3 separate regions of the Homo sapiens genome follow, and all the other regions are linked to region 2. A link is a contact called in ENCODE Hi-C or POLR2A ChIA-PET data. All regions are on one chromosome and are shown on one strand. The core of a region is the stretch at or near the end of the contact, and the rest is flanking DNA. Distances in the headings are between cores, read along the strand shown. Region 1 overlaps FGGY (FGGY carbohydrate kinase domain containing). Region 2 overlaps NFIA (nuclear factor I A). Region 3 overlaps ATG4C (autophagy related 4C cysteine peptidase).

Evidence for each region. Hi-C counts contacts between places; a loop is a spot of excess contacts on that map. ChIA-PET counts read pairs that join two places held with the same protein, here RNA polymerase II (POLR2A). Pooled maps may share reads with other maps.
Region 1: a pooled map shows a loop between it and region 2 (16-fold over the local background). The contact joins two enhancer-like sites. A Hi-C loop is called at or near these places in 2 of 37 single-sample maps with no recorded cell type and 5 of 50 pooled maps.
Region 3: a loop to region 2 is called in a pooled map, with 6 times the contacts of the local background. The contact joins two enhancer-like sites. A Hi-C loop is called at or near these places in 1 of 37 single-sample maps with no recorded cell type and 2 of 50 pooled maps. POLR2A ChIA-PET finds 5 or more read pairs at or near these places in 1 of 52 experiments (Panc1).

Annotation. Positions count from the first base shown.
Region 1 is chr1:59,432,272-59,435,102 of GRCh38, reverse strand. All of the region lies in intron 5 of FGGY (FGGY carbohydrate kinase domain containing), which reads right to left. Among named protein-coding and RNA genes, the nearest start is that of FGGY, 140 kb to the right of the region's middle. Within about 2 kb of position 1,387, at least 5 of the 41 ENCODE cell types and tissues checked have a DNase peak (open chromatin) inside an H3K27ac peak, as active enhancers do.
Region 2 is chr1:61,317,472-61,320,273 of GRCh38, reverse strand. The region is part of intron 3 of NFIA (nuclear factor I A); the gene reads right to left. Among named protein-coding and RNA genes, the nearest start is that of NFIA-AS1, 65 kb to the right of the region's middle. Within about 2 kb of position 1,278, at least 13 of the 41 ENCODE cell types and tissues checked have a DNase peak (open chromatin) inside an H3K27ac peak, as active enhancers do.
Region 3 is chr1:62,809,078-62,812,189 of GRCh38, reverse strand. All of the region lies in intron 3 of ATG4C (autophagy related 4C cysteine peptidase), which reads right to left. Among named protein-coding and RNA genes, the nearest start is that of ATG4C, 27 kb to the right of the region's middle. Within about 2 kb of position 1,714, at least 2 of the 41 ENCODE cell types and tissues checked have a DNase peak (open chromatin) inside an H3K27ac peak, as active enhancers do.

The sequences.
Region 1 (2,831 bases), core at 138-2,637, 1.9 Mb after region 2:
CATGTATCTTGGATATTCTCATTGTCTCACTAATTTCCTGTCTATCACTGCTGCCGGATCCTGAGCACCTCATCTTTATCTGCCCCGCATCTGTCCCAGTATTTATATTAGGTACTCTGTCAATAAGGAGTTGTAAATTTTTGTCTGAAGACTTAAATTGGCCCAAAGACATATTTTGTTTAGCTGATGCAGAGACTTCAAAATGTGTAACTGTGAATGTCTTTAGGTTGGCAATATAGACAGTGTGTGTATCCCCCCCTCAAAATTCCTGTGTTGAAACCTAATCCTCAAGGTGATGGTATTTGGAGGTGGGGGGGGCTTTGGGAGGTGATTAGGTCATGAAGAAGTAGGGCCCTTGTAAAATGGATCCCAGAAAGCTCATTTACTCCTCCCGTCTTTTGAGGACACAGAGGAGATGGCTACCTATGAACCAGGAAGTGAGTCCTCACCAGACATGGAATAAACTGGGGCCTGGATCTTGGACTTCCTAGCCTCCAGAACAGTGAGAAATAATTTCCGTTGTTTATAAGCCACCCAGTCTATGGCATTTTTTAATAGCAGCCCAAAATGACTAAGACAGCTGGGTATGCCCTCTCTAGTTCCCTTGGGCCCCTCCCTACCCTGTCTTGTCGCATATCTGCCAGAGTGTTAAGTGTGTCCTGCCTCTGCAGGCACTCACTTGTGAACCCTTGAAAATGCTATTGCTTGGAATGTCTGTCACAAATACAAATGACACAAAGCCACACAAACCATTCACTTACCTCCCTCCAGCCCCCACTGGTACAATGAACCACAGAATCTGACTTCCCAATTTTTTTCATACTGTCATTCACCATATATTTACTGAATACCTTCTAGGTCCTAGAAACTGGCAGAAAAAGACACAAAGTCTGCCTTAACTGAACTTACAATTTGGTGCCCATGAACAATGATACTGTAGAGTTTTCTTGGGTGCAAAAGGTATACTGATAGTAAATCATACTAGGGAGTTTAAGCCTTTTGAGCAGATTATCTTATTGTGTTTTAATAATAATCCCATGGAGGTAGACAGGACAGGTAGGTTACTCTGTTTTGAAGGTAAACAAATCAAGGATCAAAGAAGCTAAGCATGTTGTCCAAAATGAAACAAATAATAAATGGCAGATCTTGAATTCATGTCTCTGTCACTAACAAAAACACTGCAAAGCAGGGAAGGGTTAACTCCATTTGTGTAATAAGCCATAAAGTTTCCTCCCTAAAGCATGCTACAGATCTAGAATTTAAAAAGGAAAACTGACATCCAAGCACTAACCAGCACGTGGGTAACGTAACCTACACTGGCTTAGACGGTGGGAAAATCATGACAACGGAGCTGGCGAAGAATGAGAAACTTGAGTTTCCAACAGAGTTCTCATTGGGCTCTATGTGTCACCAGTGACACATCTGGAAATAAAAGAGAGAAATCAGGAAACAGAATGCAGCCCCTGCTTTGCCAGGAAATTTACAAAAGCATATTTTTGGTTAAGGCAAAGAGATTTTGCCAGGTGGTACCATGCCAGACAGATGGTCTCCATGACCCAGTAAGAGCTGCTCCAGAGGGACCCTCTCTGGTATTCCCCGTGAAGGCCTGGCACACTGAGATCATTGCAGCCACCACCACAGGCAACCTGTGCTCCAGACACATGAGGCCTGGAAAATACATCATCATCTTTGAGAGATCCAGCAGCCTGAACAATTCTGAAAATGCCCTTTTCGGATATGAACACTACTCAAGGCTCCTTGGCCTTCATTTAATTTAAATCAGTGGTTCTTAATCAGGGACATTTTGTCTCCCAGCAGATAGCTGGCAATGCATGGAGATATTTTTGGTTTATCTGGCTGCGGGTGGGGATATGTGCTACTGGCAACTAGTGGGTAGAAGTCAGGGATGGTGCCACACATCCTGTCATGCACAATGGGACAGCCCCACAACAAAGAATTATCTGGCCCAAAATGTCAATGGTGCCAAGGTTAAGAAACCCTGATTTCAATGTCTAAAACTGATGGATACGCCCAGCCTTGGAGCTAGGCTCTACAGATACAAAGGTCAGTTGGATATGTCCTTTTCCTCAAGAAGTTCTGAATCTTGTGGGAGAGGTAATCATGTAAGGAAATAACTGGCATTTAGTGTGACTGGATTGAAAACTACCCACAGTCTAGTGGTGAGCTCTGAAGTAAGAGAGCTCCCAGTCAGAACGATAGCTTTGCCGTTTACTTATTAACTATGTGACCTCAGGCATGTCACTTAGCCTTTCAATCTCTTCTGAAACTAGGAATGGGAAATTATGATACTGATACTACTCCTACACCTCTTCTTCCTACTACTATTACAGCTTCTACTAGAGAAACACCACTGTGACTACTACTAGAATTGCTGCTGCTGCCATTACTACAGAGGTGGAGTACCAGACAGACAGGAGGCACAAAAGATTGGGAAGCAGAGATATTTACAAACTCTGGAAACTGCCACTAAAGGGGAAAAACTTTTTTCTGCATACTCATGACAATTTTTACATCACGTGTGTGAGGGATTTTCCCACACTAACCAATACTCTAACTCTTCAGAAACCAACCAGGTGTCCCACAATTCAATTCTAAACTAACTACCTGGAGTAAGGGCAGATCACACAGGTTAAGGCTTCAATCCAAGACTGCTCCCATTTCAGATGCCAATCAAAAGTCTAGGCCTTCCATACTTCTGACTGATCAGCTACATACTGGAGGTTCCCATAACCCCCTTTTTTCAGGTTTGATAATTTGCTATAATGGCTCACAAAACTCAGGGAAACACTCTACTTAAATTTACTGGCTTA
Region 2 (2,802 bases), core at 29-2,528:
CACAAAGTATTTTAGAAGTACCAGAAAATTCTTTGTGAAATGTAACAGAATGAATTAGACTGTTCAGGCCATGTCGTGTTAGCACAATGGAGGAACACTTTTAAGACTTTAAAGTCATGTAATGCAATTCTAGGCTGGATTTTTCTTGTTTAAAAAAAAAAAAGAAGTAGAATGGGAGTGGTTGGAAGAGAAAAGGGCCAATATTTGACAACAGAAATCAGCATAACCTTTTAACTGCAGCAGCCATGGGTGACTGCCCTTTGACCTTGGAAGATTATGTGAGATTTCAATGACAACAGCTGGAAGTGAGCATGTGTGAATAGAGAACACAGATCTGAGGCCTGGTATAAAAGACTGCACAATCTCTGCCCAGATCAGAGTGCTGATTAGAAATTGTTTCCTGGTCCTGGCTTAATAGAGTGTGATCATGAAAGTTGGTGTGTGTGTGTGTGTGTGTGTGTGTGTGTGTGTGTGTGTGTGTGTTTAATTCTTCCAGGAAGAAATCATTGGTGGATTTCTTCCATATCCATTCTACTTCTTCAGCCCCTTCAAATCTTCAGGATTTTCATATAAAACAGGCTCCTCTTTCTTCGAATAAAACCTTCGCTCCTTTTTGTAGACAAAATATCTTTAAGTTATAGAGTTCTCTCCTTGAGTTTTAAAATAACCTCTACTGGGGCATTTCACATAGGTTATCATTATTTTTTGTTTAAGGATCTGTCACTCGCAAACAGACAGACACACACAGACACACAGCTTGAATAAGGACTCAGTTAAAGTGGGGATCTTACTTCTCTCATCTTTCTGATTCTACCATTTGTACAATGTATGACATATGGTGGGTACTCAGTATATCTGTGATGAATGAACACAGAAATGAAACATCTATTCTTAATAGTTTTTTCCTTTCATTCTTGAGATGTAATGGAAGATTCCTGCTACTACACAAACATATGTATAATTTCATCTTTTTTTCAACCAGCTTCATATATATTTTACCAATTTTTTAGTGAAGTCTTTAGGTGTAGTTTGCCAAACATAAACACAAGAGAAAGATTAGTAATTACTTCCTTTCCAAGGCAAGGTAACTTAGTCCAGTAGATACAGGCTACCTGGTGAATGTGGTAATTTCCATGCATAAAACCCTCAATGAATTATATTCACTGGGCTGAAGTACATGTACACTGACACAGATGCACTCTCAGATTCCTACACAGGACTCCATACTTGCTGACACTGCTCTGAAACCACCAGAATGATGCCATATGATTACTGAAAGGGCACTGGGTTATGACTCATTTACGTTGTTTTGGTTTTACCATACACTCTATCTTACCTTCTATTACTCTGGATTTTGCTAACTCTTTTAGCTCTGGATTTTGCTAACTACTCTAGTTTCTATATCAAATTAGCTTCGGTAGAAGGTGGCCTTTCCTCTATGCAAATACCTTGAGTCGGGCAAAAACCAACCTGGCTGAACAATAAAGGACAAGGAGAAGAAACTGGCGAAACTGTCTTCCAAATCAGACATGGGTCATCTGCCTCCATCCTTCTATAGCAACTCTAGATGTTATTCCAAACAAGCCACAGGACAGATTGTTTTTTCAGAACAGACCAAATCCATTTGCTGTTTCAAAATTCTATAAACAAAGCATTAAGGAATTCAATTCCCAGAGCAACTATATGGGTGTTGGCTTTAGTTTCATGGGAGCGTCTGCCAAGCTCACATATTTGTAGAACTATTGGTTTAGAGTGTCCTTTGCAGCTCAGAGCAGGAGGGACCATTGCTTGTGATCTCAATTCACTTTAAGGACTGGGTCTTGCTGGTGACAGGTATACATGATAAATGTTCCAGAAGGCTGACCTAATTTCCGTTGAAGTGAGTGTTTTGCTAAGAACATTCCCTCAAAGTGTCAGCTTGCAACCACGGATTCCAACATGCCGGGGTCCATTCTCCTCAGCGACTTATTACCATTGCTTGTAAAACTTCCCTTAAAATGAAGTTAATTTTGACTTATTTATCCACCTTCTCCAGACTTAGTTTTGAACTTAAGTAAGTTATATATCTAATGTAAAATATGTAATTATCAAACATAGTAAGTTTCATAGTTTTTAGTTGTTTGTGATCTGAAAAAAACAAATACTCAGGGCTAAATATGAATCGGGGTGAATTTGCAATGTACTTGTCTTTTCTCTTGTAAAGGGATCTATATGGCAAAATGTTCATTCATCTTTCAAAAATCATATTTCCAAGATATTATTTATTTACAATAAAGTAGGAGGGGCAGTATTACAGAAATTATAATTCCAAAATCCTAAGCCTCAATTTCCACACCTGTAAAATGACACTAATGATTATACTTACTTCATAAGTTTGTCATTAGGAATAATGAAATAGTACACTTAAAATGCTTAGCAAAGAACCTAGAACACAGAATGTGTTCAAAAAATGATAACTGTTATAAATAACAAACATAATCTTTATATCTTAGATCTTCAATCATACAGGGAATTTTTAACAGAAAAAATTAAGAAATAACCACATTCTTTTCACATGGAATGTTAAATAATGCAAGTATTCTTATAAAAGTTGTCTATAAAAATCAAAATGTAGATAATGTAATTTTATTTAAGTGAATTTTTGAGTAAAAAAATTATTTTCTAAAGCTAGTAACAAATTATTAAAAATAAATTCTCTAGAATTTTTTGATTTTTCTACAAAAAGTGAGAAATAACAGTACTTAGTCTCTAAGCTATTTTAAATGTTAGAAATCTAATTCCTAAATATAATCATATTAGTAT
Region 3 (3,112 bases), core at 465-2,964, 1.5 Mb before region 2:
ATTGGCCTGAAATTTTCTTTTTTTGTTGTGTTGTCTGTGAAGTGGCTATATTAATATCAGACAAAATCGACTTCAGACCAAAGAATATCACCAAGAATAAAGAAGGTCATTTCATAACTACTAAGGAGTCAATTCATTAAGAAACAATAATAAATAATTCTAAATGTTTATGTACCTAACAACAGAGCTTCAAAATACAGTTAGTCCTCACTTAATGTTGTCAATAGGTTCCCAGAAACTGTGACTTTAAGCAAAATGATGTATAATAAAATCAATTTTTTTCTCATCATTGTTATAATGAAATGAAGTTGAACAAAAGGATGTTGAGGACCCACTGTACATGGTTTCACTTAAAGTTGCAGTTTCCAAGAACTATCTATGACGTTAAGTAGGAATTACTATAAAGGAAGCAAAAACTGATAGAACTTCAGGAAGAAACAGACAAATCCACAACGATAGATGTTAAATCATTTTGGTCCCTGAGATACAATGGGTATATCAGAGATAACCCTAAATTCTAATTTTTAATTAATGGCTCTTAGGCCCATCATGTCCTGGTCATCTAAGAGAAACCCTGAAAAAATGCTAGCCAGGTGATAGCATGCAATCTGTGGAAAGATGAGGCTTATTAAAAATAAAATAAATTCTTAATTGTTTTCTTTATAGACAGCTCACAGACAAATTGTAAGAAATTTTTTTTACTTTCGGTATTCGGTCTAGATACTACTAGGAGGGCCATTTGGATTTATATACTATATACCTCGACATAACAGTGCACAGCACGATATAATGAGAAGGAAAAACTGCATAATACAAGGAAATAAGTTTGTAGCTCAGAAAGGTAGGAAGATAAGTTTAAAAGCTTGATAAATCAGGACAGATTCAGCATTGTTAAAATAATCTAATTTTTGCAACCATGTTCTAATATTACTAGAAATTAAATAATAGAGACAGAACCAAGTTTAAGAATCTTGTATTAAATTCTTATGAATAAATTCATTGTAGATGACTTGGAGGGTAGTAGTGATATAAAATCACTGTGGCTGAAAGCCGCTACCTTCTAAGCACTTAGACTTGTGAGATATCAGAATGTCAATGCCTTCAAATAGAAAGGGAACTGAAACAAATGAACGAAACTCTCCATCAGATAAATGCCACAGAAAATGAGAGATGAGTGACTCCAGCTAAAGTAATTTCACTAAAATCCTTAGCAAAACAAAAGTAACTATTAAAAAATTTCTCTATGATAGAAAATTAGATATTAAAGAATCAAGAATTTAAGTAGGAATATGATCCAGTTAGAAATAGATTTCAAATATTAATTTGAATTCATGCCTTTATAAGAAAAACACTGAAAACATGTATCTGTTCTAGCTTGTCCACTGAAATGGCCTGGGTCAATATCATCCCCACAAAGCACCTTTGCACTCAGATTATGGTCTCTAACACTTTTTCTTCTAAAGAAAAAAAAAAAAAAACAAGGACTCAATGGGAAATTGCTAGCTTCCTATCTGATACTGAAAAGTACAAAGTGGGTCTGAACACGTGGTTTGGAAGAAAACAAGATGTTTCGTAAGATTTATGTGGTTTTGTTGAAAGATACAGAAGCAAATCTCAAAGGACCTTCCACTGGCCAATGTCACGACAATTTGAGCATCAAAAGATAATTGGTTGAGATCAACCAACATACAGTAAATGTGAAAAGCCGTAAGTCTGTAATGACAAAAAGAAAATGTTAGCATTAAAATATCTTAAATGAGGTGAAGAGAATATTATATTTCTGTTGAGGCAACAAAGAAAGTCTTGACCAAGGCAGAGCAGTAACCTCTAGACATGTGTTAAGAACTAGAAATTCACCAAAGTGAATATTTTTCTAATTATTTAATGTCTCTCATCTGTTGGACTGTAAGTTTCTTGAGAGTAAAGACTGTATATTTCATACTTTCAGCAGTAACCCCAGTGCCTGGCACATAGTAACCTCTCAATAAATAATTGTGGAATGAATGAATAACTTTATTCATCTAATCCTCTTCTTGTGAATACTTGTTTCCAACTTTTTATTAAAGCTACAATGAAATTCTTGTACATGTGTTTTCCACACATATGGAGAACTTCTCTGTAAATACTTAAGCGTCTTAGAAATGTTGGGTCGTAAGTTAAACATATTCTCTATTTTTCTAGGTACTCTCAAATTTCTCACAAACAGGTTAGACCAATTTACCCTCCCACCAACAGTGTTTCAGTTCCTATTTCTTCATACCCTTGCTAACACTTGATATCATCGAACCTTCAAATTTGTGTATATTATATCTGATAAGTAAGAACAGTATCTCATTTTATTTTGCATTCCCTTCATTACCAGGATATGCATTTTCTTGTATTTGGCCATTCAAGTTTCTAATTAAACAGCACCTCTTCACCATCTTGGCTCATTTTTCTTGGGTTGTTCAAGTTTTTCATATTCATTGCATATTCATTTGTGGTTCTTTATTATTTTGGAGACTAATCTTTCCTGATACATCTTCACACATGCACATATATATACATATATGTATATATAGATACATTATATATAAAATATATAATTATATAAATTACATTAGTATATTATATATTATTAAATATTATATATTACATTAAGTGATATATAATTATACATTATAATTATATAATTATAATTGTAGACTATATATTATATACACTATATATGTCTATATGTATTTATATATACATGTGTACATATACATATGTATTTTTAAATATATGTGTGTTTATATACACATATGTATATAAACATATATACATTTACTATAATGTACATATATTTATTATATATGTATATTTATACATATTTGTATAAATATCATGTGGATATTTTTAATTTTATCTGGTCAAACTGATTAATATTTCCCTTTTATAGACCGTGTTTTACAGTTTATACAAGTTCTTCTTGGCTGGCACGGTGGCTCAAGCTTGTAATCCTAGCCCTTTGGGAGGCCAAGACAGGAGGACCACTTGAGCCAAGGAGTTCGAGACAACCCTGGACAACATAGGGAGACCCTGTCTCTACAAAAAATAAAAATAAAAAATTAACTGGGCGTGGTGGCACACA